4 separate regions of the Homo sapiens genome follow, and regions 1, 3 and 4 are each linked to region 2. Evidence: chromatin loops called from intact Hi-C (ENCODE). Cell type or tissue: Caco-2. All regions are shown on one strand. Links, peaks and the distances in the headings refer to the core of each region. The heading gives the core; the rest is flanking DNA. Region 1 overlaps ELMO1 (engulfment and cell motility 1). Region 2 overlaps ELMO1 (engulfment and cell motility 1). Region 3 overlaps ELMO1 (engulfment and cell motility 1). Region 4 overlaps ELMO1 (engulfment and cell motility 1).

The links. A loop is a pair of places that touch in the nucleus more often than their neighbours do. Peaks named below come from ENCODE experiments on the same cell type or tissue, not always from the same donor. Only the 100,000 strongest peaks of a DNase experiment are listed, where the experiment ranks them.
Region 1: it touches region 2 in a loop (3.0-fold over the local background); 5 of 110 quality-filtered maps call a loop at or near these places.
Region 3: a loop joins it to region 2, with 2.8 times the contacts of the local background. A loop is called at or near these places in 8 of 110 quality-filtered maps.
Region 4: a loop joins it to region 2, with 2.6 times the contacts of the local background. A loop is called at or near these places in 4 of 110 quality-filtered maps.

Annotation. Positions count from the first base shown.
Region 1 is chr7:37,027,124-37,035,671 of GRCh38, forward strand. All of the region lies in intron 15 of ELMO1 (engulfment and cell motility 1), which reads right to left. Among named protein-coding and RNA genes, the nearest start is that of ELMO1-AS1, 34 kb to the left of the region's middle. RefSeq lists enhancers at 37-296, 4,571-5,770, 4,605-5,274. In Caco-2, for the core only: no CTCF peak of the experiment used is centred there; a DNase peak (open chromatin) is centred at 4,958.
Region 2 is chr7:37,097,750-37,106,297 of GRCh38, forward strand. All of the region lies in intron 14 of ELMO1 (engulfment and cell motility 1), which reads right to left. Among named protein-coding and RNA genes, the nearest start is that of ELMO1-AS1, 100 kb to the left of the region's middle. In Caco-2, for the core only: no CTCF peak of the experiment used is centred there; DNase peaks (open chromatin) are centred at 3,532 and 3,932.
Region 3 is chr7:37,178,780-37,187,327 of GRCh38, forward strand. The region is part of intron 13 of ELMO1 (engulfment and cell motility 1); the gene reads right to left. Among named protein-coding and RNA genes, the nearest start is that of ELMO1-AS1, 190 kb to the left of the region's middle. In Caco-2, for the core only: a CTCF peak has its summit at 3,389 (motif pointing left); a DNase peak (open chromatin) is centred at 3,382.
Region 4 is chr7:37,050,164-37,056,913 of GRCh38, forward strand. All of the region lies in intron 15 of ELMO1 (engulfment and cell motility 1), which reads right to left. Among named protein-coding and RNA genes, the nearest start is that of ELMO1-AS1, 56 kb to the left of the region's middle. In Caco-2, for the core only: no CTCF peak of the experiment used is centred there; a DNase peak (open chromatin) is centred at 2,688.

The DNA of each region.
Region 1 (8,548 bases), core at 1,956-6,955, 70 kb before region 2:
TCCTTCAAAATGACCCATTCTTCCTCCCTCTCTCCCCCAACTTTCTGAAACTGAGTGTAGGTGTTCTCTTAAAAGAGAACAATGAATAACATCACAAAGAAGCAAATTCATTGCACAAATTCAACAGAAAACAAAAGCAAATCTGATTACGTTTTTAAAATACAGAGACATAGCCCTCCTCTGTACAACTGCCAACACCTAGTCCCCAGCAAGGGGATTCCCTTTACCATGCACCACCTGCCCCATTTACAGGAACCTACTTTGAGCAGGGGTACTGGGCTTAGTGCTCATCTCAGCCTCTGTCATGATAAACATATCACCTCAAGGACTGCATAACATTGTCAACTATGTGTTAATCCTGGACAAAGGCATTTAAGGGAGACGCAGGGGATATTAAGGGAATGATCCATTGATAGTCATGCTTTTGCTAATGTGAGATTCGAAAGGATAGAGATGTATACTAGTAAACAAAAATAGAGTTAAATATTTTAATATTTTTGCCTATTTACTGTTTGGTTCAGTCCCTTAAACAAGTGAGGGTGGCAAGGACCATAGCTCTTTGCTACCCAAGCTCGTGTGGGAAAGGTTGTGAGTGGAACACAGAGAGGCGCTCTTAGCACATGAACACAACCCCAGACCCCAAGAAGCATATCCTCCAGCACTGTGATAACAATTTAGGAAAAGGTCAAGCTCCACACAGGCACTTAACTGAGATTTACCAAAAAAAAAAAGGAATGCTAAAGGATAAGGCATTAAATATCAAACCAGTAACAGCTGGCTGGAAAACTTGAAAAGGACATAATCTGAGTAACATGACACTTGGGGGAATCTGCTTCAGCAAATTAAGAGAGCAGCCTAGAAAGGTGAGTTGTTTATCTTAGAATATTGCAATGACCATACTACGAGAACTGTCTTTTTTTTTTTTAACAAGTATTTTCTCATTTAATCTTCATAACAGTTCCACAAAGTTAGTGCAGCTATTATCATCCCCATTGTACAGATGAGAAAACAGAGGCACAGAGGAGTAAAGGATCTTGCCCAGACTCACAGAACTAACAAGAGGGAGAGCCAGGGTTTAACACCAGTTTGGGTACAGAATTCCCGGTATTTTGCTGCTCACTGGAGAAGTATTTCCTTTCATGGACAATTTTTAAGGCAGAAAGTTAATACTTTCTAGAAAGCTTATTTGCCGTGATTTTTAAAAACAGTTGATTCCACTTCTTTTTTCCTCCGACCTACCATTTTTATGGAGACTTGATCTTGCCAACTATCATAATTTTTTGGACATGCAATCCTTACAGTTGATAAAACAGCACAGAATTTTCCAATTTATCCATGGCAGACATGTATTCCCATAGAAATTTTATTGTTTTAATATTACTGGGGAGAAAAGTAGACAATTCACAGACTTTTCATTTCAAGGACTACTTATTTGTTTATTGGTTTTATAAATCCTGCTCTTTAAAAAAAAATTATTTGAGAGAAAGTCTTATGGTCTTGCTAGGATGGACAGCAGTGGCATGATCACAGCTCACTGCATCCTTTAACTCCTGGGCTCAAGCGACCGTCCCGCCTCAGCCTCCCAAGTACCTAGGACTATAAGCATGTGCCACTACACCTAGCCGATTCTTTATTTTTTGTACAGAAAAGGTCTTGCTGTGTTGCCCAGGCTGTACATTCTGATTTTAGTAAACAAGACACCAAATCCATTTCCTTTAATAAAAGGCTAATATCCTGAAAGATTAAGAAAATCAAGCTAATCAGACCAATTTATTTCTTGCCATGCATTTATATAGTGCTTAATATATAACAGCCACTGTTCTCAGTGTTTTACAATTATCAAATTATGTAGTTCTCCTATGAACTCCCCATAAGACAGGTTTGGGTCTTATTTCCATTTCATAGGTGAGAAAAATGAGTCACAGAGAGGCTAAGTGACTTGCCCGAGTCACACAGCCAGAGAGAGGCAGAGCCAGACGTACGTGCAGGAGGCAAGCAGCTTTCAGAGGTTGTGATCTTAACCAGATCTGTGCACAACCAGTGTACTCAGAGGTCTCCTTGGCCCAGAAGCTAAATAAATACATAATTGCTGCCATTATGCAGTAGGAGATGTGAATTTGCCCACAGTTCACATAAAAAGACCACAGGCCTCTTTGATCCTGACTGATCACATACATATCAAAGATTACCCCAGGTGTCTCAGGTTTTAGAATCTCTCATCAGTAAGTAGCCAAATTATATCAGTTTGAATCATTACAAACAATTCCATGCACACTGATTTCTTTAAAAAAAAAAAATCACGGCGATTATGAAGATTATGTAAGTACTGGATTTCTTTATTTCACAGAAAGAGCCTCAAAACCAAACCAAAACAACCAAACACAACAGATGTTAGTGTTTTGGTGGTATTTTGGGAAATAAATTTGAGTATAACACAGCATACTCACTAGGGTGTGCTCTCAGAATGTATTGAACATACAGACATCCTGGAAGGGAATCTGGTTTTGCAGTTAATAAAAATTATTTGCACCATAAAAATGCCCTAATAAAATTAGGCTTAAACTCTTGTTATTGGTATAAGGAGTCTACTTTTTCATTCTCCACAGCATCGTAAGCTAATTGGTATTCCTACGAATAAAACATTCTTTTTTTATTCCTGGGCCACTGGGATGGAGGCATGTATAGATTCTGCCTTAGAAATGTATGTTTGTGAAGAATTAGAGTCTTAAATTAATGGGTGAAGATCTTTTTTAAAACCTTAGTTTCCTCCTAAGTTATTCGTAATACTCGATGTCTGCTACTTTTTTTCTTCAGTCTTACTGACTTATAATGATAATCAACCCCCGAAGGTTCTATAAGATCCCTGCAAGTCTTTTCAGGTGGCTATAATCCAATCACAGACATTGCCTCCAGGAGAATTTGCCCTAAACCAAATTCAGTGAGGGCTACTTTCCTCTCCAGCTTCTTGGCGGCCATCTTTCTCTCTCTCTCTTTTTAAAAATCTTCACTAAGGAGAGACCATTTTAGATAAGAAAACAACTTAATGAAAACCTAAGGATGAGACTAAACATAAGATGCTTTTAAAGGAAGAAAAATACTGATGAAATTGTTCAGAACTTCCTCCTATGTGAAATGCAAGTTGATACTCTCAGGCATTTTTGTTCCTATTCCTCACAGATATTTTATTTCATTTCTTAGTCATTCAATTTTGTTACTAATACTTGAAACTGTTTTTTTTTCCTCTCCCCTGACAAATGCATTCTGAAACTTTCATTTTATAAACACTTGCCAATTCTCTAAAACAAGAGAGCATTTTTACTATTCTACAACACATAGCAGTGACCCAGGATATCTTATATGGTTAATATAACGTACAATAAGATACCCAATATGACAACATGGTTCTTAGTAAGAAAGACATTCTATCGAGTGTGTATATACTCTTGTGGATTCCTTATGAATGGCTTCAAAATTATTTGATAGTCATTACTACCTCACAGGGGAAAAAAGCATCAGCTCACTAATACTGGAGAAGAGATACCTGGATAATTGTTCTTCTTCCCAATCTCCTTGCTCTTTCTCGTCTCCTTCATAGATTTGTTTTTTGTTTTTGTTCGTTTTCCTTCTGCCCAAAGTTCTTTTCTCACCATTCTTTTCTTCTCACTCTTCACTCCTGCACTAGGAGGACTAATCTGGTCCTGTAGCTTCTACATTCATAGATGCCAAATCTCTATTTTGAACCAAGATAGTTTCCTGAGCTCCAGACAACTCCTTATTGGACACGCCCATCTTAGCCACATCTCTTAGCCACCTCAAAGTCAAAATTGACAAAACATAACTCCTATTCTTTATGGCTTATCCAAACTTACTAGGTTCTCCATCTCAGCTATTTTTGCTCAGTTGACTCTTCTCTCAATCACCATCTCACAAATATATTATATTTACTCCTTTCCTTTCCCACTGCCACTGACCTTGGTTCAGGTGCTCATCACTGCTCTTCCGGATTAAGACAAAAGGCTACAATGGTCTCCCAGTCTCGGGACAGATCCATTTCCCTCACTGTCTTCCATGAGGAGCTCATCAAAACCTAACTATAGCCACATGTATAGCCTCTGCTTAAAATCCTTCAGATAAAGTAACGCCTCTTCACAACACGGACCCTGACTCGCCCTGAATGAGATGGTTTCTGGGTCAGCTTGAAAAAATGTTTCCAGAATGCATTTGCCAAGGGAAAAGAAGAAAATTTTGCATTTGCAAAATTTTGAGAAAATAAGACAATAATGAAAAACATAAACTGTTTGGAAGACTTTTAGACTTAATACATGCTTTTCCCTCTGCCTTAATCACCCTTCCTCATCTCAATTCGCTCCTCAGTGGTAACTCCTGCAGGTCTTTCAGAATCCAGAGCAGTTGTTCCCACTTCCAGGGGATTCTTTTACGCCCATTCTCTATAGGCTGAGCCTTCTAAGTGTCTCCATCTGACCCTCTGCCACTTTTCCAATGCTCTGTTTGCTTTTTTGTCTCCTTGTGGAAATTCTAATACCCTTGAGGCTTAGGACTACGCCTTCTCTGTCTTTATATATTCAGTACTTAGGGCCTCAAAAAATGTTTGTGGAATGCATGTTTACACGTGAAGCAGGCCTTACCCAATGGAGCCGAGTTCTTGAAGTCACCACATTCAAAAATTATTCTTCTCCTCACATTGAAATATTGCACTGAAATATTATATTCTTGATAGTGACAGTTAATCATTAAACATCCTTCCCCACTGGCAAAACAAAACATGACCACAGGAGAAGGCTCCGTGGAGACCATGCCCACACATTTCAGTGCCTGGGCTAAAATAAGCATGTAAGTGTGTAGGACTGATCATCATATTGCACCAGGAAGCGCGCCCTTCCAGATTTAAAAATATACTTGTTTGGCTTGATTCAGGCTGCTCCTCATTCCAGGCCTGCGTGAGTCATTGGAGAAACATCCTATTAGAGTGCACCCCTACTGATTGGCTTCCTTTGTATGTTCACGGTGACTCAGAAGAGATGACTCACAGTTCACGCTTATGACAAAAAGAACTTGCTCTCCCTTCCTTTTCATTACCCATGTTTTGCAGGCTTTATTGGCACCTTTGAAAAACATCTAAGGGAGCAAGGGAAAGGAAAACACAGGGGGCAGCCTGAGAATTGGCACTACTTATTTTTAACAAGCAACCCTACTTAAAGCACCTTTCATCAGAGCAGCACAGATATACTTTGGAGGCCTAATACATCCAATGCTCACATTATTCCTGGAAGGTCAGTAACTGGATGCTATTGCTCCACCCTGCCAGTTGATGGAAAGGAGGGATGCTCGAAGGACATAAAGATACTTCGCAATGTCCCTCTGCAGGGCTGGCACCCAACGCTGGGCTCTCAGAGCCGCTGTTGATAAAATGGCTGGTTAGATCATCCTCTCTTGGTTATAATACCCAAAGCCTTGGCCAAGGAGAGAGACATTCTCCAAAATAATCAGTGGTCAAGCAGTGAGCATGAAGCAAAGTGAGAGGACAATCCAACCACGACAATCTTCTGGATGCCTCAAGATGCTCATGACCTGTCACTGGCAGAAACTGTTGGGTTCTGTGCCAGTTACAAACAACAGAGGTTAGTTCCTTTCATTCCACTTCAGAAAACATTTCTGAGTACTTATCCACAGAGATGGATCAGGCATAGACTCTGACCAGGAGAGCAACAAGATAAAGTGCAGTGAGTTATACACCACAAAGTAAGGACAGGTCAAGTGTCTGGAGAGTCCAGGGGAAGAGTTGGCTTTATTTTTTAGAGAAACTGGCATTTGAATTGCACCTAAGGATGGGTGGAATCTAAATCATACTTCTACACTTCATCTTAGCCAAAACGCCGAGAAGCGATAAAATCATATTTCTGAATGTGTTTTTCCTTCAGAATAATTTACTAGTCAGGCTCATCTCAAATTCCATTTACATTCAGACTCCACATTCCATAATCGCTGTCTCCTGGAAGCCATTGAAATGCATGCATATACGTCTGCCTGCAAAGGAGACACTTCTGTGTGCAGTTCTGGGTGGGTTTATGGTACCCAAATAAACGGAGCAGGAGGAGCGCAGACGGGCTAAGTCCAAATTGTTCCCCCTTCCAGGGGATCCTTGTGCAGTGAGCTCTGCCTATGCTTTAATAAAAGGGGATAAAAATACTTGCCACCTACTTACCTCCGAGACACACTGCAAGGCTGGATCGTGTTCACGGCAGTGTGAATTTTTCAGGAGATAAGTGATCTATGAAAACAAAGCTTTATTATCATAAATGTTGAGCGAAAATGAAGCAAAACCAATGTCTAGGCCATGTGTTTAGTGTTAAAAAAAAAAAAAATACACCAAACAGACACTGGATTATAACTTTCCAGCAAGCCAGCATTCCAATGTCAAGGCCTGAATGTCCCTTCCCAGGGAGTAGGGCTACAAGGGTCCCGGTACACTGAATATCTGATGAAATGAGGCAAATGCAGTGTTTTGATGACAGATGTTTCTGATAAGAATACAGAATTTGGAAAAGAAATTGCAAGGCAAATCTGTCCCATGATGTGAGATCAGGGACATGAATACTGGAGACTAAGATCATCAGAATTGATCCCTAAAGAACTGCGAAGAGATGTGGAGGAAACTAAGAGAAAGACTATTCATTGCCCGAGGCAGAAGGGAGTGGGTGGTTCAGAATCTTCAGGGGTGCGGAATAAAGACAACAGAAGATAAAGGGAGGAAGCGAACAGTTAGCTAGTAACTCTCTCAATTAGGTTTAAGATAAGAGAGACAGTGCTGTGCCAAAAAAAAATTAGAGCATTAGTGGACTTACTTACATTGTATTCCCATGTACAAATCAGATATACGTTTAGGAGATGAATTACTTCTAATTCCTCACAACTTCACACAGTTGAGAGATCAGAGGGAAAAAAATGTGTAATAACATGAGTTAAATTGTGACCTTCCACCCTCAAATTCCTATGTTGAAGTCCTAACCCCAGTACCTCAGAATGTGACTGTGTCTGGAGAAATGGTCTCTAAAGAGTGAAGTTAAAATGACAACAGGGTGGGCTCTAATCCAATAGGACTGGTGCCCTTATAAGAAGAGGATATTACAATACAGACATGAACAGAGGGAGGCCCATTTGAAGACACACGAGAATATGGTCATCTACAAGCCAAGGAGACAGGCCCCAGGAACAAACCAATGCCTTGATCTCAGACTCTGGCCTCTGTAATCATGATTTTTTTAAAAAATTATGTTGTTTAAACCACTCAGTCTGTGGTACAGTTGACCTATGAACAACATGGAAGTTAGGGGAACCAACCCTTTGCACAGTCAAAAATCTATGTGTAACTTTTGACTCCCCCAAAACTTTACTAATATCCTACTGTTGGCTAGATGCCTATCAGATAGCAAAAACAGTTGATTAATACATATTTTGCATGTTATATGTATTATATATTGTATTATTACAATAAAGTAAACCAGATAAAAGCCTTACTGGTCCTTATGACTCCCTGATCTAGAAGCTGAATTAGGGATGTTGTTTGGGGGCAAGTAGACTGTTTCAGTTTCTTTGATTTTGAACTTATGGGGTTCTGGGTGGCAGGGGCATTGTCCAATATGGAAAGAACTTTAAAAGGCAGTCCCTTACTGGCAAGGTACTTCCTGACTTCAGGGACAAATATCCATGGGACCAATCCAGAAAAAGTGTTCTTTTTGTCCAGAGCTCCTTCTTGTACAACAAGAAGACTGGAAGCTGGTGTTTATCTCCTTCCTTCAGGGGTTGGAAGTGAGCAGCTTTATAGATAAAGGCAGCCCTGATCATAAACCCAAATGCATTTGCCCAGAACCAGTAGAGTTAACCTAGTCCTTCCAGCCTTAAATCCTGGTGCTTGCTTCTCTTCCTTTCCAATAGATTCCTTGGTGGCATTTTCCATTCCCCCATGATAGGGCACTTTTGTCTTCATTAAAAACCTGTTCAGGCAGATATCCTTTCCCATTAATGATTTTCTTAATGGCGGTTTGGAACTCATCTGCTTCCTCTTGTTGGCAGAAGCTATTTCTCCTATTAGCTAGACAATTTTAAAGATAAATCTCTTTCTAAAATTATCCAACCATCCTTTGCTGGCATTAAATTCTCCAGATTTTGATCTTTCACCTTCCTTTTGCTTTAAGTTGTCACAGAATGACTTCTTTTTTGGTTGGATCATATTCAAGTCTATAGCTATGCTTTTCTAATAGCAATTCTGCACCCACACAAAAGCTGCATTTTCAGTATGAGATTAAAACGTATTTCATAAAAAGTGAAAGATTTTTGTACCTGCTGCATAACTGCAGAAACAGCTTCCTGAATTTCCTTTTCTTTTTTACAATGGTCCTTATGCTGGATTAATCTAGCTTGAAATGTCAGGCAACTGCAGCTGCAGACCTCAATATTTGGTACATATCAAGCAATTCAACTTTTTCTTATAATATCATGACTTTGCTTCTTGGAAGCACTTCCAGCATGA
Region 2 (8,548 bases), core at 1,431-6,430:
ACTAAAATGCAAAGTAAAACAGAGACAAGAGACAGCAAGAGACCTAGAAGTGTTTGAGACTGGTTCCACCTATTCCTACTGGTCCCCCTGTTCCTATAGCACAACTACTTCCCTGTCTTTCCCCTTTCGTTGCTCAATCCCTCCTCTGAAAATCCTTTTGTCCATCTAATAAATTATCCTCTTTTCTTAAGCTAATTTGAGATGTTCCTAACACTCTCAACTAAGGGAATTACTCTACACATAGATTAAACAAAAGCAAAACAAAATAACAAAACTCTCAAGTTATGGAACTTTATCCATGTCTAAAGCTTCTTCTCCAAAACTCATCCCCAGTAAGAGTTGTCTGGGACTTCCTTAATAGCTACACCACTTTGAATGATCATCTCTCAGTAGCATCTACAATGATGCTGTGCAGTGACTCACTGTTTTGTCACCTCCACAGAATATGAACTCTTCAGTGGCAGGGACAGGTGTTTTATTCACTTAGTCAACAGTATTAATTGAGCACCTGTTATCCACCAGGAAGATGGCTGAGCCCCATAAAATAGACAAGGGCCCTGACCTCATTAAGCATTCATTCTAATTGAAGGACACAAAAACAAAAGAGGTAGTTACAGTTTATCGCAAGTGCTATGAAAATAAAAAATAACTTGTTGAGTGACAGAGAGTAACAGGGAATGCTTGGGGAGGGGAGTTTAGATAACCAGGTGATCAAGGAAGGTTCTCGGACTATTGAGAATCAAACGATGAGAAAGACCTTGCTATGTCAAGGTATGTGAGAAAGAACATTCCAGATAGAGATGAAGGTCAGAGCCCACTGAGGTGAGCTGGGCAGTGGGCTGGCCTCCCCAAAACATATGCACTCAGTCTGCCCAAGCATAGACAATTTCATTTCACTCAGCCTGAATCACCCTTTTCCTTTTCAGGGAAACCATTCTGATTCTAACCAGAAATTCCCATTCCAGAAAGCAGGAGGGGAGAATAAGTTCCATTAATCAGTGAATTTTATCTCCCCTCTAAATATTTTGTATCTGAGACAGCCAGATCAGAGAGCAAATCTGAAGCTCCTAATGATGGGAGAAATGAACTGAAAAAAAGAAACAGAGCCAGAAGACAGAACATAAAGAGAAGACAGAAGACAGGTAGTTTTCCTCGGCTCCCAGCTTCCAGCGAGCACATTCCCTTGTATTTCACATTAACATTCTATTAACATTTCATGAGCACATTAATATTTAATGAGGCTGTGATCTGCATACACTGTAGGTAGAATTACTGCAGCCAATAAATGCTTGGGAAACATTTCCAAGGCACAGTTTATTAGCAGGCACTAAATTAAGTAGTAATTTAAGTAATCAATATGTAAATCAGCTTGGAGAAGTCCTGCTCTTTATTTTTTAATGCACCATCCATCTTATCATACTTACCCACCTAAAGAAAAATAAACCCGCCGCCTTCTTGACTGATTTCTGTTGTCAAGGCAGACACAAATATTTAAAGCTACTTGTGTAACTTTTAAGATCAACCTTCTTACAAAAATATTGTAGAAAAGATTACAATTATGAATGCTACTAGTTAGATATTACTATAGTGAGAGATAATTCTTAAGCTGGACAATAGCTTTTATTTAACACATTGATACATCTACATTCAATTTCAACATTCTGATATTAACCATGTCCATCGGAGACATTTTGAAAAGCTCCATTTGGAAATATCAAAGCATATTTTTCATCTTTATTTTCCCCTTACTCTTCAGTTTTAAGAGCAAATATGCTAGAACAGAAATCAAAATGAAGTACTAAAAGGTGCTATTACCACTCATCTTAGAATATATCAAACACCAAAATAAACTCTTTCTGCATATTTTATTTAAAAAAACTGGATATCCGTGCAATGTGAAGTTATATTTTTATAAAATGCTTCATCGTTTACAGAGTATATTTATACATTCTCTATCAATTGATTTCCAACAAGTCCATCCATTAATAAAGTAGGTATTATTAGTCTCTTAAGAATGCTGAAACAAAAGGCAGAGGTGACTTTCTAGCATCCCAGAGCTAGCCTGTGTCAGTCCTGGAGTTCAATTTTTTTTTTTTTTTTGAGATGTAGTTTCACTCTTGTTGCCCAGGCTGGAGTGCAGTGGCATAATCTCGGCTCGCTGCAACCTCCGCCCCGCCAAGCTCAAGCGATTCTCCTGCCTCAGCCTCCTGAGTAGCTGGAATTACAAGAGCCCACCACCACACCCAACTAATTTTTGTATTTTTAGTAGAGACGGGGTTTCACCATGTTGGCCGAGCTGGGTCTCGAACTCCAGACCTCAGGTGATCCCTCTCCAATGACCAAATCTCTTCCTGTCTCCTTATAGTTTACAAATTGGCTTCACATACATATTACCATGAAAATCAGTAGGTTTCATGTCTAAAGAAGCTAAGGGGACTTTGGTCAATTTCTTCTGTCTCCTTGAAGTTGTCTATAAGCCCTGTTCCTCCTAGACAAAGCTATAAGGTTCTATGTCATCTAATTTATCCCCTGAAGATGACAATTCCTCATGGTGAGTGACCAAAGCTGCTGCAGTGTCCCCACAGACTTTACTTCCATAAATTCCAGGCTCTCCTCTGAATGCTCTGTGTTTCTTGTCGCTCTTCTCCAATTGTGTAGATCAGGAACATTTATGGCTTGGGCATGACCATGAAGTGTTGAGTCCAAGGCCACCCTCACTCAAATATGAATCCCTTCTCTGGCTCTCTTGCCCTCCTTGCCTCAGCATCACATGGCTGATTTATATTCACTTGCTTGTCTCTGACACACTCTCTCTTCCACTCTCTGTTGAAGCTCTCTCTTTTGGGGGAGAGCCCAATTCATTCTGTGCCTCCTGCAGCCAGCCCTTGAGGGCTTGAGGGCTTCTTCCATGCCCTGTCACCTGTGGAGGCTTCTCTTCCACTGTGAACCTTTTTCCATTTCACTTTGACTTAACCTAGGGTCAGGTGAGGCATAGTGGCCTCCCCACAGGCCACACGAAGGACAGTGTGTGTGAGGTGGTACTGTCTGCAAAGAGAGGGGACACAAAGCAGCTATGAGAAGCACTGATAATGTGGTGACCTTGGACAAAGGTGCCGCCAACTAGGATGAACTTGCATGAGGCACTGCATGTCTTTGTGAGATACGAAGACCTTACATAAAACCCAATTCATGGGACTGTCGTGCATATCAACTCACACAACAAAGGCAAAGTCCCTAAAACTGCCTTCAGAGAGTTCGTGTTTTTATCTCTTTATTGTGCTCTCTCTTCCTGTTTCTGCATGGCCCATGGCCAACATTTCACACAACACTTTTACCAGCAGCTAAACCAAAATCATGACTGCAGTGAGACTGGCTCTCTGATGACAGGCTTCTAGGGACTCATGAAAGTAAACCAGAGGCCTTCTGGTTGTTTTAGCATGACAGGCAGAGAGAGAGATAAAAGTAGGTCCTCACCTGCTTACACCAAGAATGCAAGATAAAAAGTCCCATGTGCTGCTGTTTAAGCAGGGCTCTCCCGCAGGAATGCAGGGTGACAATAGTGTGAAGAACGAACAAGGACCCTGTTGTAACTAAGTGAGTTACAGAGAAACGCCACACTTTGAGACAAATCATGGAGTCTTTTATTAGCCGGTGACCGAGAGACAGCTAGCGCTCAAAATTCTCTTGGCCCCGAAGAAGGGGCTACATTCTCTTTTATACTATGGTCTAAATAGGGGAGGGGGAGTTTAACTGAAGCAGTTTTACAGAAGCAGAACAGGCAAAAAGTTAAAAAATTAATTGGTTATAGAAGCAGTTACAAAAAATAAACAGTTCCAGGTGCAGGGGCTTAAACTATCACTAAGAGATAAATGCAGGGGCTCTTAGGTACCTTCCACCGAGCACATTCCCAGGAGCTGCTGGTATAGCCTGCCTCAGTATCTTATCAGCAGGTGCATTCCTGGATGTGCTTGGAGTCAGCTTGCACTGGTTATTCTCTTAAGGGGGATAAAGGGGGCTGCGAGTGAAGACACTAAAACGGAGTCTGTCTGGCTCTCTCTCCTAGGAGAGAGTCACTCAGGTTAAAACAAGGTAGGTTATCACAACCGCAGAAAACAAGTCAATGCATGACATGGTGTTTCTGGCAATAAAGTCCTCAAACTAAAGCGTTCCAGCCACCATAGGGCAATTGTCCTCAGAATCCTTGTCAATGTCACAAATCTGTTTCCTGACCCATTGGAGATCTTCTCCCATACTAAATCAACAAATAAATAAGAAGCCTTATCAGTATCAATGAGATCTCCCCACATTCCAACACAGGGTCAATGTCCCCTTAGGAATAGTATCAGGCAACTCCCCAGAATGAAGTGTTAGTCCTTAGATCATATCCCAAGACCCAGACCTACCCCAGGGTCAAAGAATAAGCCCAGTTTTGATTCCTCTTATGGAGACTCGGGAGTCACTTCTCCTTCATTCTCCCTTGGTGCCAATGCTAATGATGATTGGTCCCAAGAAAACTGAAGACCATCATGAGAAAGAACCCTGAGCTGCCTCAAGGGGGCTGCACAAGAAGTTAATTGTGATCATGAATTTCAATCAAGTCCAGAGAATTAAACAAACATGTCCAAGCCCTAATAGGATGGTTTTAAATGAGCAGAGAAAGAAGAACATTAAAATTATAGAAAGTGTGCCAAGCACACAAACAAAATGGAACAGATCAGAACCACAGGCTGCTAGTTCACCAGATCTACCTAGAAAGGAAGTGAGACCTGGAAGTAAATAAACCCAAAAGAAAAAAGCTTTAGGGATGCCATCAAGATGGCAGCAAAAGGCAACAAACAGCTAACAGCTAACATTTATAGAAAGCATTTCTCTCCCAGGCCTTCTTTGAAGGGCTTTGTACAGATTGTCTCATTCCACACACGTGTACCAGCACATGCCAAAATACTAAGCCATCTCACTGTACAGATGAAGAAACAGAGACAAAGAGATGTGTCACTGGTCCAAGGTCACACAGCACAGAAATAAACAGACCCAGCATGGAAGCTTAGATGGCCTAACCCCAAAGCACATATTCTTGGTTACCAATTCCTATTGAAAACAGAAAGGGTGAAATATTACAGTAATAAAGCTTTGAGCAGGAAAGGCCTTCACATGGTCACAAAGGAGTGATCAGCACTGTGGCTCTGGACAGAAACAAACTTCCTGGATCTATTTCTAACAGACAAAGTCTACTTCTTGGTGACTTTGTACATATCCCTTAACCTCAGTTTTCTCCATGAAAATGAGTGAAGGAATACTTATCCATAAAGGGTCGTAAAGATTAAATGGGAAAGCAAAATGGAAGTAAAGATTTCCTTAGTGCCTGAAACACCTCAAACACTTGATGGAGACAACTGATACTACTATCACCATAATAATTACATAAACGCTTGTTCCAAGGTATTACTATTTGCATTTCTGAAATATTCTTATCGCTCTTGGGAAAAGCTGTTGAAAAAGCACGACAGAAAACAAAACATGGTTGCTGTAGCAGTTATTAATCTTGCTTTTTTTGGTAAAGTAAGGACTTGGATGAAATCATATTTCTGACTTACATGGGTTTCCTCAAGTTCTTTTAGCATCTCTTTAGAAAAGTGGTTCTACATCATTCTCAGCAAACTATCGCAAGGACAAAAAACCAAACACTGCATGTTCTCACTCATAGGTGGAAATTGAACAATAAGAACATATGGACATAAGAAGGGGAACAGCACACACCCAGGCCTGTTGTGGGGTGGGGGGAGGGGGGAGGGATAGCATTATGATACCTAACATTAGGTTATCTAATGTTAAATGACGAGTTAATGGGTGCAGCACAACGTGGCACATGTATACATATGTAACTAACCTGCACGTTGTGCACATGTACCCTAAGACTTAAAGTATAATAAAAAATATTAAATAAAAAAAATAAAAGAGCAGAGAAGGCTGGGAGCAGTGGTTCATGCCTGTAATCCCAGCACTTTGGGAGGCCGAGGCAGGCGGATCATGAGGTCAGGAGATCAAAACCATCCTGGCTAACACAGTGAAATCCCATCTCTACTAAGAATACAAAATATATATATATTAGCCGGGCATGGTGGCGGGCACCTGTAGTCCCAGCTACTTGGGAGGCTGAGGCAGGAGAATGGCATATGGCATGAACCCGCGAGGCGGAGCTTGCAGTGAACCGAGATTGCGCCACTGCACTCCAGCCTGGGTGAGAGAGTGAGACTCCATCTCAAAAAAAAAAAAAAAAAAAAAAAAAAAAAAAAAGAACAGAGAAAGGACCAAACTAATGTTCGATAATTTTCTTCCAGTCAAGACGTTCCTAATAATGCTGGACAACTTCCAGTTTGGAAATGACCACCTCCCCGGGTGTTGTCTAATCACATTGTCCAAATGCTACGACAACAACCTGTTGAGAAACATCCACAAACTCAGGTGATCTTATGCCTGAGTGAAGAATATAATTGTTACTGTAAAATATATTTGGTGTGTTAAAATTATATGGTACTGCAAAATAAAGCATTCTCAGAATGAAAAAAAAAAAAGAAAAGTGGTTCTAACTTTAATGTGTGTCAGAATCACCTGGAGAACATACTGAACGCAGGCTGCTGGGAGGCTCCCCTAGGGTTTGATTGAGAAGGTCTGAGGTGGAACCCACAAAAATAAGTCAGTAAACCAAGTCCTGAAGTTTTCTGAGACAATGAGGGGATTGAGGGAGAGAGAGTTAGAAAAGGATTTAAGAGAATATTTAAAAGTTACTTTCACCAGCATGCCCTTAAGTAAAAACTCCATCCCTTCACCTTCCCTGAGCTTTAATTGGTCACCTAGAGAGAGGCGGCCATCCATGGTATGTCCAGGCTGCGGAGGCCTCAGGCCTTTGGACAGGGCCAGTGCTGCCAGGCAGCTGAGATGGGCTTTCAGAAGGTTGGAAATGACCAAGTTAAGAATGTGAGTATAACTGACGACCAGGGAAAAGGACAAAAAACTTAAAGCGATATTTCCAAGAGCCAAATAACAATGCATCCCAGGAAAAGGAGAAAAAGAATGTATTAATATAATGAGTCAGACTGGTGGAAAAAAAAAAAGAAAAGAAAACGCACACAGGGAACCAAGATAAATAACAATCTGGACAAATGAGAGGAATGGTATAAAACCCAGCTAATGAGGTGAAATGCTTCCAGAATAAAATTAGGCAATTGCACATACAGAGGCATAATAAAGGCCATAAATATAAAATGGCAAGGAATTGACTGGGTAATGGTATAGTAATTAAAGCCTGGAGCTTCATAATAGACCTCAAATTGAACATTAATCAACCAAAAAGAAATGCTCCCTGCACTTTGATATAGTGCAACAAAAGCAGGACGCGCAAAACACACAGAGCAATCAAAGCCACGTTTTGCCGAAAGGCCCTCCCTTTGAGCATCACCTCAGGTAGCACAAAGAGGGCAAAGGATTAAATAACAGCAGGATGACTTCTGTTTGTGCCTACACAGTAATCACAACATTACTGAGGGAAGCCAAGCTCTGCTGACTATTCAAAGGCCAGGAGGTATCAGGGGCAATCCCCCAGCTGACTTCCCCACCAAAGAAGGTAGGCTAAAATCTCCCCTTTTATGCCAGTACGTGTGTTCCTGGCCCCAAGGATGGGTACAGGTGTAGGGGGCACCTGTAGGCTTTACTCCAGGTTTATTTAAAGCAATAGTTCTCTAACTTGAGCTTCTATTAGAATCCTCTAAAAGCTTATTAAAATGCAGATTGCTGGACTCCACCCCCAGAATTATGATCAGACATTCTGGGGTGTACTCACGAATCTGCCTTTCTAACAAGTTCCCAGTTAACACAGATCTGCCAGTTTTGGACCACACTGTGGGAACCACTGACTTACAGGTCTGTCACATCTACATTCCCAATTTCCATCATTAGCAAACCTTTTGTTTTTAAAGACATGCAAAGCAATGAAAGTAGACAAAAAAGAAATAAATCTGATTGGTTTTGGTTTGTTTTGTTTTTCCTGTGACTAATAAAAAAATCATTAATAAGAGTCAAAATCCATAGAGAGAGAAGGCAGAATGGTGGTTGCCGGGGGCTGAGAAGTGAGAATGGGGAGCCACTGCTTAGCGGGTATGGGGTTATTTCTGGGATGATGATCATGTCTTTGGATCTACATAGAGGTAGTGATTGCACAACACTGTGAATGTACTAAATGCCACTGAACAGTTTACTTTAAAATGGTTAATTTTATGGTATATGCACTTCATCTCGATTAACAAAAAAGAGTTAATACATATTAGATGATTATCATGTGCAAACTCTCAAGCGTTTAGCTCATTTGGTCCTCACAAGCCATTGAAGCAGGACTGCATTTTACAGATGAGGAAGCCATGCCTTAGAGCTTAAACAAGTTGCGTGCTGTTTAGAAGGAACACTGCTATGGTTTGAATGATGGTGCCCCTTCCGAAGTTCATGTTGAAACTTAATCCCCAATGCAACAGTATTAAGGGTGTGGCCTCTGGGAGGT
Region 3 (8,548 bases), core at 1,357-6,356, 81 kb after region 2:
TCATGAGAAATATGAGACAAACCCAAACTGAAGAACAGTCTACAAAACACATGACCAGACTTGCTAGGAAATATCAAGGCCATTAAAAATAAGGAAAGACTGAGAAGCTGTCGCAGGTTGAATGAGACTATAACTAAATGCTACCTGGGATCTGAGGAAAGAAAAGGACATCAGGGAAAAACCTGGTGAAATCCTAAAACACTCTGCTGTTTGGTTAACAGGATCACACACTGTTAATATTTGGTTTTGATAAATATACTTTGTGTAAGACATAATGTGTATGATATTAGCATTGCCGGAAGCTAGGTAAAGGGAACAGGGTAACACTCTGTACTATGGCTGCGACAGTTCAGTCAACCCCAAATTATTTCCAAATAGATAGCTTAAGAAAAAAAGGCAACAGATAATTTTTTTCTTAGAGGGAACAGACTGGCGAGGGGAATTTTGTTCATGTGGCTTAAAAGTAATCCAAATTTAATCTGAATGTTTGCATATAGCTCTTTTTTTTTTTTTTTTGAGACGGAGTCTCACACTGTCACCCAGGCTGGAGTGCACTGGCGCGATCTTGGCTCACTGCAACCTCCGCCTCCAGGGTTCAAGTGATTCTCCCACCTCAGCCTCCCGAGTATCTGTGATTACAGGGGCCCGCCACCACGACCGGCTAATTTTTTGTATTTTTAGTAGAGACAGGATTTCACTATGTTGCCCAGGCTGGTCTCGACCTCCTGACCTTGTGATCCGCCTGCCTCGGCCTCCCAAAGTGCTGGGATTACAGGCGTGAGCCACCGAGCCCGGCCTTGCATATAGCTCTTTCAACTTTAAAAACAAAAGGCAAAATATTTTAGGAAAAGCTGAATTATCAAATACATGTGAATGGGGAAAGAGGAACAAAGACTTGGGCAAGGCTGGCTACATGGAAACAGTAGAAAGAAAGAATCACTTCCTTGGATCTGCTGCTAAGATAAGCTGTACATTAATAATCATGTACACAAAAGAAATCAGCAACATATCAAAATTGAGATTGTCAATTTATTCTCAAGGTAGCGAGGTGCTTTTGCTTGGCAGAGGGAAGTTACACAGCGAGGTAAAGAGAAGAATTCATCCTTCTAGGCAAAGTGTGCAGGAGCCCAGTAGGCAGCCTGGGGAATTTTTCACCATGCCATAGAAGACTGACTTAATTATCTTAAGAATTTACATTGTAAATTGTCATTTTCTCACTCAGCATCTGACAAGTGAATGAACATAAAGCAAATTCCATTTTGCCACACAATATGAAAGAATGATTTTTAACCCAAAGGGCTGCACAATGTGCTTCTGCATCACCATCTTCCAGTCTTGAAGCCATAAACCTCCCATTCTATGATGCCCGAAACTAAAGGAATAGCAGCAGATTTTCCATGGTCTTCAGGAAACTGACCCTCATATCACTATAGCCCACAGAATTGGGACAGCTTTACAATGTAAGGCTGAAAAATGCCGTCTCCGTGCCATCACTGGTTTTTGTAGGGGTAATAGGATAATCAATGCTCCTAAGTTTAGCATGTGGAAATCAGGACCCATTTTCCCTTGGGAGGGAGATGATATATAAGAACTTGAATCTAATCATGAAAAGCATTAGCCAAATCCAAATTGAGAGAGATGATGCACAAAACCATGGTCTGTATTCTCCTAGAAATGTCAAGGTCAAAGAACACACAGAAAGGCAAAGCACTATTCCAGATCAAAGGAGAGCAAAAAGAAAGACAGCTAAATCCGCACAGGATGGAGGACTGCATCCTCGTCTAGGAAAGAATAAGTGTAAAGGAAATTTGATGAATTTTGAGTCATGACTGTGGATTAGACAATAGAATTGTATGAATGTTACATTTTCAGGTTTTTATAATTGTACAATAGGGCCATATTAGCAAATACGTACCTACTAAGTATTTAGTGCTAAAGGGACACAATGTCTCCAGCATGCTCTAAAGTGTTTTTTTGGGGAAAAATATGTATATATACACACACACATATGCACATATGCACACACATATGCGCACACACACACACACACACATGCACACGCAAACAGAGAAAGAGAGAAAGCAAACACCAGGGAGGAAATGAGGCAAAACATCAACAGTGAATATATCTGGTGGAAGGTTATGCAGAGTTCCTTGTACAATTCTTGTAATTTTTTTCCTAGGTTAAAATCATATCAAAATAGAAACTCAAAAAAATGATTTTTGGAACTAGATAGTGGGTGATTGTGCAATATTATAAATGTACTAAATGAAATGTCTACTTTAACATGCTTAATTTTATGTTATGTGAATTTTACCTCAGTAAGAATAAAAATAATAACGACAGTCCCAAGAGACTCTCCATAATTCCAGGGGTCACAGTTGCCTGGACTCAAAATGGGGACAAGTGAGAGGCATAAAGTGTTAGATGGCAAACCATCAGCATGCCCAGTGGCCACAAGGCAGCCTCCCTAAAACAGGGGTCAACTTTTTGTCCTGAGAACCGTCTCTGAAACTACTCCAAGGTAGTACTCCAGGCTAAGTCACCGAGAAGGAGGATGCCCGCCTCATCCCTGCAGGGTGGGGTTACACCACACCTGCCCTCTCTGTGGGCTACTCTTCACATTTTAATTAAATCATCGGGCATTTCCTGAGGCAGCTCTGTCTTGTATTTGCAGATTGGATGGCCTTTGAGCGTCCTTGTATAAGCCAAGACTTTTGACAGAAATGCAATCCTAGTTACAGAAACAAGAGGCCAATTTATATGAAACTGAACTGGGAGATACATATAAAGACCATTAAACACAGGACATAATACCACATTCCACAAGTAAAGAAATTCTCAATAAATATTTGTCAAAAAAAGAAAGCAGGAATGTATTGCAGTCCTCATATCACAGATGAGTATGTGATGCTCAGAGAGGTTAAGTATTTTGCCCAGGGTCACACAGCTAGTAAGTGCCTAAACTGAGGTTTGATTGCAGGTCAGCTGACTAAAGTCAGTACTTTGAACAATGGCCTCTGATTACTACCATGTTTCTTTGAGAAAATATGGTGTAACTTATGGTTGCAACAGGCATTGCTGATTACTGCATCCCTAGCAAAGGAAATAGTTATTTTCTCAGTAGAGAAAAGAACACAGAATACACATAAAACTCCTGCTTAGAAAGTACCAAATATTTCAAATGTGTATGCCAACATATAAGCTGTATTTCCTCCCTCCAATTGCCCCCCTCTCAAATAAGAAAAAAAAAATTAAAAACACATTTACATCCGTTTTGCCCAAACTTGGATCAGGCTTGGAAGGTAAGAGGTGACCAGCTAAGGCATGGGGTTTGGTGTGGGCTTCCCACCGCCCCGAGGCTCCTAAGTCCAAAGGCATGGGAAGGTGCTGCCCCCTGGTGACGACATGAGGTAATCAGCTCAGCACAGTGAAAACTAGAGCTTCACATCCTCTCAGAGTTTGGTAACATCGGTAGAGTTTTATACACCGGCAGATACGGTAGGGCAGATTCTAAGCAATCACTCAGTGTAACAATCACAATCCCACCCCATTCACTTGCACTTAAATGTGCTCTTGAGGCAGGGAGAGAAAATGGCAGCAGAACAGCTCTCAGCACATATAAGGTGGAAAAAGGCTAAAAATGACAACATAGGAAGATCATGAGTGCTCTTGTGCTCTACTTTTTTTTTTTTTTTTTTTTTTTTTTGAGACGGAGTCTCGCTTGGTTGCCCACGCTGGAGTGCAATGGCACGATCGGTCTCGCTCTCCTTCTTTCTCTCTTTCTCTCTCTCTCTCCCTCCCCCTCCTCTCTCTCTTCTCTCTCCCTTGACAAGCGCTTTTTCATTTGCATTCCTGAGTTCTCTTAACCTTTTACTTAGAGAGGTGCAGTATGGTTTAGAGTAAATAAATTTAAAAAGCCAAGAGGCTTGGGAATGATACAATTATCACTGAATTCTGGTGTCCCTTCTTACCCCGTGTGAGACTCTGGGCAGGTTACTTAACCTCAGTATAGTATTTTTAGATATAAAACCAGGGACAAAACATCTATTTCACCAGTTAGCTGCAAGAAGAGTGTGTCAAACATGGTGGAGGGGCCCTCATAGGTGGTAAGTATACAAACAATGTTTAGTTCCTCTTTCCCTCTAGGCTGGCACTCCATAAGGATGGCTCATACCTTTGCTATGCTCTTCTTTTTTTTCCTGGAGAAACCCTATAAAAATGTCAAAAAGGACTAACACACGGAAGCTAGGTTTGAAATGCAGAGACCAGCTTGCATGGAGTCAAAGTGATTGGTGTGTTGATACACTAGAACAATTTTAAATGGAAATAGTTTAGGAGCAGACATCCTAAAAACTGCCCAGAAGGCCTAATGAAGGAAGAGAAGCTGCTGAAGAGGAGGACGATCTGGCACAGAAGGAGAAGGAGGAAGGAGGAGGAAGAACAGGTCTATCGAGAGTGAGCAACACGTTCATTTTCACAGCAACTAAATACATCAAACAAAAATAAACCCCGGCTGTAAAGAAACATAGTAAACATTCTGCCAGTGTATGTGGTAAATAACATTGTTTCAGTAATTAGTGCCATTTTTTATACACTGCCCCTAAAGTATTTACAATAAGGATGTGACAATGAGGAGGAAGAGGCAGGGGGAGAAGAGGAGGGAACCAGAGCCCCAAAGCTTTATTTGTTCGTGCACTACACATGAATCCAACTTTTATCAGGGGAAGAGATAAGAAAGGCCTAGAAAAGCTGACCTCCTGTTACTCAGGACCCAGAAGAGAGAGAGAGAAATAGGGAGGTAAACTGGAATTTTCTCTATAAAGCACAACAGCACAGATGTGCTCACAGCAGGACAGAAGTAGCAGGAAAGAGGGAAGGGCCATAGTCTATGTCCCCCACCTCCCTCAACTTTCTCACTTCACTAAGTATATTCCAGACTTTTTTTTTCTCAAGGCCAAAGAGAATAAGGTTTAGAAGATGAAAAGGTGGATAGAATTGTCCTATCTGCTTCGATTTCACTGGTAAACGTATAATAAAATAAAGGCAAAATACCTTATCTTTACCCTTATATAATAATAATAGCTTACATTTATAAAAGATCTATTATATATTGTTACATACAACTTCAGAAATTTTATTTTTTGTTTCTAGAATTTCCATTTGGTTGCTTCCTACTGTTTTCCATTTCTCTACCAACACCTCTAATTTCTCTGCTAAGATTCTCATTCATTGAAAACATGGTTTGTTTTTCTCATTGGGGATAGTTATCACAGTCGTTTTGAACCTTTTGTCTGTTAGTTTCAACATCTGGTTCATCTGAGAGCTGGAGTTGATTTTCTTTTGTCCTCATTCTCCATGATCTGGGAATTTTGGATTCTTTTCCAGATATTATGAATGTTAGGTGGTGAAGATTCTGGATTCTGTTTTTTCTCCAATGAGTGTTGCTTCCTTTGTTTTAGCAGATAGTTCTCTTGTCTGTGCACAAACTGCAAACTGTTTCCAGGGCTACAAGTCTGGTCTTAGTGAGATCTTCTGTCCATAGCTAGGTTGCTTTGAGTAGGCTCCATGCATGTGTGGTTCAGAGTCAGAGATGTGGGGAGACACGGTTTAGGGGCACCCTCTCTGGCTACCTTTGTGTTCTGGCTCCAGGCACTAATGCAACAACTGAAGACACTTGTTGATATGGGCTCCTGTAATTGCTCTACACGGTCAAGGCCAAAAGTGAATACGTTGACTGAAAAGCCATACTTTCCAGAGGATAAAATTATTGCAAGCCAAGGATTAAAACATCCATTTAAATCAAACTGCTTTGGCTGAAACCTTTTACTATGTTTATGAAGTCCGTCATGGCATGATGGCTCACACCTATAATCCTAGCACTTTGGAAGGCAGAGGTGGGCAGATCACTTGAGCCTGGGAGTTTGAGATTGGCCTGGGTAATATAGCAAAACCCCATCTCTACCCCCCAAAAAAGACAAAAATTAGCCCTGGTGTGGTGGCATGTTACTCAGGAGGCTGAGGTGGGAGGATCACTTGACCCCAGGAAGGTGAGTCTGCAGTAAGCCATGATCATGCCACTGCACGCCAGCTGGGACAAAAAGTGAGACCCCGTCTCAAAAGAAAAAAAAAAGTCCATCACGAATTACTTCATTGCTATCCTTTTTTCTCTTGTTCTACATATTTGACTAATCTTCATATCTATGAAATAGGAAGTCATAATTTATAATGAGTCTGTCTATTATAACTAGACGGACAAATAGAGTATAGGCTAATGTAAAATATTTTGCATTTCCTCTCTCATCACGTCATTAAAAACTGTCTTAAAGAGCGGAGTTATTCTGAATCAAATATGATAGCCTAAATGCAAAGGATCGACAGATTAAGTTGAATTTGTGGTCAATCTTTATTCTTAGCAGAGCAGCAGCTAGCTAGAGTTTTAAATTAGAAACTGCTTCTATGCTTTTCAAAGATATTACAATAGAATTTGATACTGAGCCCAGAATATTTAATAGGGAGGTCTAAGTAGTATCATTTATAGAAATGAAAGCTTTAATATTACTCATTCTTTCCATTTACTACTTGTTAAAAATAACATTGTATTTTAATTTTCATAAAGTAAATGAATAGTCCTGAAAAAATAATAAATGAGTATTTATGTGATAACTGAGTTCCAAACAAAGGTCCACTTTCTGGGCAGGGGCTTGTAGTGGGCATGGTAAACCCACTCAGATCACCCTAGATTCAAGCTTTTGTTGGAGAAACAGCACTGTATATATATACATACCATATATATAACGTGGAAGGACCACATAACCCTAGATGTGACTGATTGTGCCAACATGGTTACATGGCTCAAGCCAGACAAGATTTTTGATCCAGAAAATTTGAAGTACTCTTCTTAGGGATCATTTATATAGGTCTACTTATAATAGCATACAAAAGAATGAAATAGGAATAAATTTAAAAGATAAAGTACAAAATTTATATTCTGAAAACTGCTACACAACACTGTAGAAAGAAATTAAAGATGACCTAAATAAATCAATGGGTATCCCATGTTCATGAATTAGAAGGCTTTATCTTGTTAAGCTGGGATGGCAATGCTCCTCCTAAATTGATCTACAGATTCAATACAATCCCTATCAGTAACTCCGCTGACTTCTGCGTAGAAATCAACAAGACAATCCTGAAATTCATGTGGAAATTCAAGACACCCTCCATAGCCAAAATAATCTTGAAAACTAACAAATTTGGAGGACACACACTTTCTGATTTCAAAACTTACTACAAAGTTTCCATAATCAAGACAGCGTGGACTTGACATAAGAATAAACATATAGCAATGGAACAGGATTAAGAATCCAGAAATAAGCCTTCACATTTATAGTCAATTGATTTTTGACAAAAGTGTCAAGAAAATTCAATGAAGAGAGAACAGTTTTCAGCAAATAATGCTAGGAAAACTAGATATCCACATGCAAAAATGAAGTTGGACCCCTTCCTTATGCCATACACAATTAACTCAAAATGGATCAAAGAACTAAATATAAGGGTGAAAATTATAAAACTATTAGAAGAAAATGTAGGTATACATCTTCATGACCTGGAATTGAACAATGATTTCTTAGTTATGACACCAAAGGCATAAGCAATAAAAATAAAAAACAAACTAGATATATATCAAAATAAAAATCAAATTTAAAAACTTTCACGCTTCAAAAGACACTCTCAAGAAAGTGGGAAGGCAATCCACAGAATGTGAGAAGTTGCAAATCATGTCTGATAAGGACTTGTATCTAGAACATACAGAACTATTACAACTCAATGATTAAAAGATGAACAGCCCAATTAACAAACAAGCAAAGGATCTGAACAGACATTTCCCCAAAGAAGTTATAAAAATGACCAATAAGCACAAGAAAAGATGCTCAAATATTATTAGCCATCTGGTAAATGCAACTCAATACCACAATGAGATACCACTTCCCTCCCATTCCCTCCCATCAGCAAAAAGTCAGATAATAACAAGTGTTGATGAGGACCTGAAAACACTGAAATCTTCATAAGCTACTGGTGAGCATATACATTGGTGCAAGCACTTTGGAAAAGTCTGGCATTTCCTCAAATGGTTAAACATAGAGTCAGTATGTGATACAATCAGTGTGCTTTTAAGTACAGAACAAAGAGAAATGCAAACATACACCCACACAAAAACTTATACAGAAGTGTTCATAGCAGCTTTAGTCATCATAACTAAAACTAGAAACAACCCAAATGCTCATCAACTGATAAACAGATAAATAAAATGTGGGATGTGTGTGTATGAGAGAATAAAATCAGACAATAAGAAGAAACAAAGAACGGATACATGAGACTACATAGATGAAACTTGAAAACACCATGCTAAGTGAAAGAAGCCAGTAACAAAAGACTATGTATTGTATGATTTCATTTATATGAAACATCCAGGATAGACAAATCTATAGACAACGTAGACTAATTGGTTGCCTGGGGCTGGGGAGGACGAACAGATTGGGGTGACAGC
Region 4 (6,750 bases), core at 1-5,000, 49 kb before region 2:
CGCCTCCCAGGCTCAAGCAATTCTGGTGCCCCAACCTCCCAAGTAGCTGGGACAACACACCACCACACACAGCTAATTTTTCATATTTCTAGTAGAGATGGGGTTTTGCCATGTTTTCCAGGCTGATCTTGAACTCCTGAGCTCAGGTAATCCGCCCACCTTGGCCTCCCCAAGTACTGGGATTCCTTGGCCTCCCAAAGTGCTGGGATTATAGGCGTGAGCCACCATGCCTGGCCCCCAGTTCTATTTCTTAATAGTGCAAATCATAGCCTTGAAAGAAAACCAAGAATTAGCCATTCCCCTGCTATGGTGCACAAGCCTTACAACAACTCTGCAAGGGAGTGCACGCAAATCTGGGGACCTAAAAAACAGCATGGAGACTACTGTCAATAGTATTGTATTGTATGCTGGAAATTTGCTAAGAGAGTAGATTTTAGGTGCTCTGAACACACACACACACACACACACACACACACACACACACACACACACACACAAAAGGTAACTATGTGAAATAAGCCAAACTGGCTTGACTGTAGAAATCATTTCACTATGTATATGTATTTCAAAACATCATGTGGTACACCTTAAATACATACAATTACCAAAAAAAAAAACCCTATTTGATAGATGTAGAAGCCAAGTTCAAAGGTTTTTTTTTTTTTAATCACAACCTTATCTGCACTTCAGTGAAAGACATGTCAAACATTTGTTCCTAATATTTAGTCTGCTCCAACCAAGGCTAATGACCATCCAAGGAGACAATTTAACCACAGAAGATAACAAATATGGAAGGCATCATGGTTTATTCTAAGGGCTTCAGACAGGATGCCCTGTCATAAACTATGGTATTTCCCATAAGAATTCTTTCTTTGACGTGTTCAGCTTCCTTCCTTTTTGGGTAAATGCATAGTAATTGATCTGAGCCATTCTGTGAAACAAATGACTGGATATTGTTTTTGTTCAGAATAGATATAAGTAGCATCAAAACTTTGGAAAGAACTGCAGTGCTAGAAGAAATGAGAAGTGATAAAAAATGAACCGTGTCTACTTGGCCTCTTATGCATGTTGGGTGAGATGATAATAAGAGCTTTGCAAATGTACACTGGGTCACTTTAGCTCTGAAGAATATTTTACTCAGGATAAAAAGGTTTTAAACTATTCAATAAATGGGCTGCTTCTTTAGTGACTCTTCCTAATTTGGATAATTTTTGTAAGACTAATAAATCTTAACCTGAGTTTGACCAGATATTAAAAGACTGGCTTAAATTATGAGACAGTATGAATTATTTCACTTTCCAAGTTCTTTCTGTGAAATATTAATCACAGAATCTCACCTGATGAATTCTGAGGATTAAATGTTTCACTTGCTATGTTTCCTGAAACTTTGTTTTTATTTACCCTTATACTTAAAGGTGTTTTTTTTTTTGTCTCTCTTTCTACCAAACTCACATGAACTGTGGAAAGCATTTACTAACTACATAATTGGGTGTAACACTGTTCTATAAATTACAACTAGTTAGCTACTTTAAATGAATCCTTTCCTCAAGGAATTTTGCTATTAAAATCTGGCTATATAATTTATGAAACTTAAATGGTTTGTCTTCTGTGCAGGTTTTTATAAAAGCTAATCTGCAAATATGTGAAAGGTGCAGAGCTGCTCTGCCCCAAATGTGGCTTCTTCTTGGGAGCCTGCTGTATCCTTCTCTCTAGGACAATTAGATAAACCAGAGGCTCAGGTCAGAAGACTTTTTTTGTCATATTTGTTCATGGGATTCAAAGAAAGCTGCCCTCTGTAGGGCAGAGGTCATTAAACAGCAGAGGTTCTCAGACCTTTCATTCCCTTATGATCCATGTTTTTCATTTCCTTTAGCATCTCTTTTTCTTCCTTTTAATTCTGAGATCTCCAAGATGCTTTCACTTCGCTCAATCCCAGTTGCCTGGGCTCTTGGGAAGCAATGCTCACACCAGTGAATTTCTGTCTGTTGAAACCCCACAGAAGGGCAGAAGCACCTTTCCCTGCTAGCCCAGCAGTGTTCTCCTCTTATCAGGAGAATATGACTGCCTACTCCAGACAGGCCAAGTTCATCCGATCTCTGCTTTTGTTGTCAAGTTATTCCTGTTGTCATTTGGTGACATTTACTCAAAGCTATTTCATTTCATGCAAAGCCATGTTAGTTTAAAGAACTGCTATCTCCAGCCATCAAGAACAGTGCTTTGTATGTATTAGAGAAATAAAAAACATTTAAAAATTCCAATTTTTGTATTTATTCTATCAGAGCTCTCATCGAACCCTTAAGGCCCTCTTTCTCAGGCTGCAACCCACCATATCCAATATTTGCCTTCATATCTAAGTCTACTAAGATTCAATGAATGTATACCATGGGACGACTCTGGAAGTTATAGAAGACGCAACTGTTTAATAAGTCAATATAGACCTATGAATGTGATGTTTCACCTGCCACACAGCTCCTTATCCAAATCTCAAACCTCTTGCATAACTCATCTTTCTTGAGAGAGAGGTCACTGAATGGGGAATCAAAGTAGTCACGGTACCAGCTGGAATTAGCAAAGGCAGCAGAATTATCAGATAAACAGGCAAGAGGTGCAACCTGAATTGCTGCAGGGTAGGGATAAGGTTAGGGCCAACCTTAGCCTGGGAGGAAGCCCAAAGGCCCAGCCTCCGTTCAGCACCAAGGAGAGCACCAACCCCCCAGGTCGTGTTTGTCTGAGGCTCCCTAATGATGCAATCTGTCTCTTCCATAAAGAAAGCCTGATAGCAGTGTCTGTGATTTACAGAATGTTCAGCAGATGTCTTGGGGTTGGGTGGGTGTCAGGCAGAAAGAATCCAGTTCTCTGCTTTTATATCCCTGAAAGTACTTTTGTCAGATTATTCCTCTAAGAACCTGCATTCATTTCCAGACATGGACAAAACACATTTAAAAAAGTCTTTAGGTTATTTATTTTGTGAGAAGTTAGTACATATGCACATGGCCAAAAATCAAAAGACAAAAAGGAAACTCTAACTTGAATCATAGCAATGTCCATGAAAGACTGCCATGTAATTTTGGTTACACAAGAGAAGTGCCCCACAACTTTGCAGGGCATTTTCATTTGTTAAAACACACACACACACACACACACACACACACACACACACACACACACAGAAAACAACAACAACAAAAGACTATTGTCTGGTTTCCTAACAATTCCAAACATTGGTCCTGATTTATCTTCTAGAGTTATATGCAGTAAGTCAAATATCTTTTCACTTGATGATTATTGAAATACTTGAAGAGAGTTCATGTGTTTCCTCTTAAACTTCCCTACTCAAGGCTAATCATACCCCATTTCATCGACTGTTGCTTCCAGACATCATTACCTTCTTCTGGATGTGTTCTTGTGCCCCAGAATGATTCCTAATATTCCAGATATTATCTGAGGCAAGTATATTTATCACGGGACTATTAACTCCCTCCTTGGATCTGGAAACTATATTTTTGTGAGTGTAGCCGGATACTGCACTGGTTTTACTTAGCAGTCATTTACCATGGCTTAGATTGACAGGGTTGTCAACAAAAATGCTTAAGTCCTTTCTCCTCGGGTTATTGATCAAAGTCTCCTCAGTTCTACATGTATGCAATGTGCAATTGATTAAGTCTATAGAATTTGATATGTTTTATTTGATATAAGTCTACAGAATTATATCAAATTAAACAAATCTTGATATTTGTCCCATGGTTTCAGTCTACTAGAACATTAAAAAATCTTTAATTATGAAATAAATACTCCTCTTGGTTTGGGGTATCCTAAAAAGTCTGAATGTATAGTTTGCATTCCTTTATTCAGATTATGGATTCAAATCTTTAAAAAATACGCAGCTAAGGGTAGACTCATGCTTCCTCCAGGGAAATGATTCTCAGAAATCTGTAAACATGTCCTTAAGCTAAATCCAAGATACACTATATTTAGGATACCTGTGTAATTTAATATTTATGACATAAAAAATTTATTTTTGGTAGAAATTAAATTTAGTATACCTAAAATGGCTCCCAGTATTTGTTACTTTCTCTTTTAATCATCAAAACCTAGTCTTTTCCAAAATCCATTTAAAAATGTCAGTGGCAAGTTTCAGAATCTACTTTTAAAGACTGTGATAATGATGACATTCACCCTCAGCCCCTTAGCATACACTAACTAACAGCCTACCAAGAAGATGCATAAGACATGGCCTGTATTTTCAAAGATCTTGGAAGAATGGGAGATTGGTTATGAGCATAAGAACGGCACTGCAAGGAAGAAGGTAGTGTGTGTTATCTATCATAAAGAAATACAGTTTCAAGGGGCCATTTTGCTTTGGGGTTAGTAATAATAGGTGAAATGTACTAATGTTTCATTAAATATTTTAAGGAAATCTTGAGAAAAATGTGAAAATTTTTATCATTTTGTATAATCACAATTCAAGGTAAATTTAAAAACTTCTGTTTATTCATACTACACTCAATGTATATGAGAGATCTGTCTATTTCATGTAGTATTTTAGAGAATCTTTGGGTTTCAAAAAAGCTGGCAGCCATTTTATCCAACCCCTTGTAGATAGCATGCATGCCTACAGTAATTCAGAGGAAGGCACTACTATGTAGCAATCTCCAGTTTCTGGCACCTCTCCCAACTTCATTGAAAACCTGTTATAAAAATTTCATTTTCCATTGGCTGTAAATGTGAAACAGACAAGCTTCTTTGATTCAAACATCTTTCCAACCATTCATGAACATATTAGCATATGTATTGCATTTCTTGTCCTAGCAGGAATGCTACTGCTTAAAAACAATAGCACTGAGCATATTCCATCACCCAGGGAACACATTTCTAAAAAGCTTATCATTTAGCTTTCCCACTACATCCACGTCTCCCTTCAGCCATGTCAAAAAGCGGTTGTGACTCATCCTGCAACATAAACACTGGACATTAAAATGAATGTGTGCACATGGCTTCTGTGACCAGTGGATGCAGATACAGAAATGACAACAAGAAACAAAGAGCTGAGGCATCTATAGAAAAGACACTGTCCAGACTAGAAGCAACAGAATATACAGTGAAGAACATACGCTTTAAAGATTTGGGTGAATGCCATCTCTAACAACTTAGGAGTCCTGTGGATTTGGGCAGGCTGATTTCCCTTTGTGAACCTCAAATGCTTCATCTTTTGGCAATTAAGACTACAGCAGGAGACAAACAAAGACTCCTGGGTCCATAATTATGCAAACTTCAGACTTTCAAGTATGTGTGTAAATCTAGAATCAAAGTTGTAGCAGTCAAGCTACCTAACCCCTTCCACATTCACCTGCCCAAATATCCTCCCAAGAGCCAATGAAATGTGGTCACTTTTTGCAGGATCTGCCCCAATCAGCTTGTGAGTCAATGTTCAAGAGGATGTTAGCTCCAGCCCTCCTGCGGGTGGAAATCTCTCATTCGTTTTATTTTGTCTCCCTGAATTCTGAGGGTAAAAGGCTTCTAGGCAACACACATGCTCACCACATCTGTGTTAAGCCTTGGGTCCTGCAGTACCCACAACTGGACCACTGCATCCAGTTGAGTGGTGCCAATTCTAGTGGGCACCATCATCCTCACTGTCCCTGTCAGCCACGCACCCTGGAGTTACACCATCCAGGTACAGTGGGCAGCCACAATCTTTCTAAGGGAGATTGTCCTATCTGTAGTCTCGGCTGTAAGGGCAGCCCTAAATTTTCATGTTTTATTCCATATAATTCATTAAGATTTAGCATTCAACTTAACTTTAATTAGGAACCAATTAATCACAAGACATTCAGAAACATTTGGTGCTTTAAGAAGAACAAGAGAAATGTAAAGGCAGAATCCTACCCAGAAAGAATTTACAATTTACAGTGGTCCAGCTTTCCTCAATAATATTTCAAGAAGATTTTAGTTCTAGTAAAATTTGTTGAGTCGTTCTCACACTTTGGGGAAAAGGTGATTTATAAACACAAGCTATTTTTATTGACTATAGATCCCTAGCCAGTTCTTTACAAGGTTGTGTACCCAAGAGGGAAGAAATGCAGTGATTAAAAAGCAACAACAGTTGCAGTTTCTTTTAAGTGACTTTCTTGACAGGGGCACCAGGCAGGGTCAGCTTTTCACATGTCAGTTCACAACGAGATAAATAATTCTTGGAGCACCATCCTTTAGAATTCCTACTGCAACCTCTTGGCTTAGACAAAGCAGAGCTCCCAGGAACAAGCTTAAACCAGATCATGCTCCATTAGGATGCAGTGTCGGTGACTGTCAGAAAAGAGGACAGGATATCCCTACCACAAACTGAGTTTATTTAATCCATCAGTTTTTGAAGAGGAAAAGGATGACATGGAAAATTAAAGAAGCATAGTCTTCCTCTGGTTGTTTCCAAGCAAACAGATTTGACTTGAAAAGCAGGCTGAAAGGCACCAAGGGCAGGATCCCTTTGAACGCTTAGAGGAAAGGTGCCCTGGCACCAACAGATGGAAACGTCTATCATCCAAACAGCCTATTTCATCCTTGTGTGAGTGTGCATGTGATGGTGGGGAGGGCAGGGGGAGAAATACAATGACATACTCAGGGCAAGAACAGGGGAGCCCACTGGGGGATTTGGTGGTCAGAGTCCTGAGTTCCAGCTCTGATTTGGTCCACTTTCAGCTGGGGCATCTTGGGCCAGTTACTGCACCTCTGAATAGGTTCTCTCATCTGTCAAAT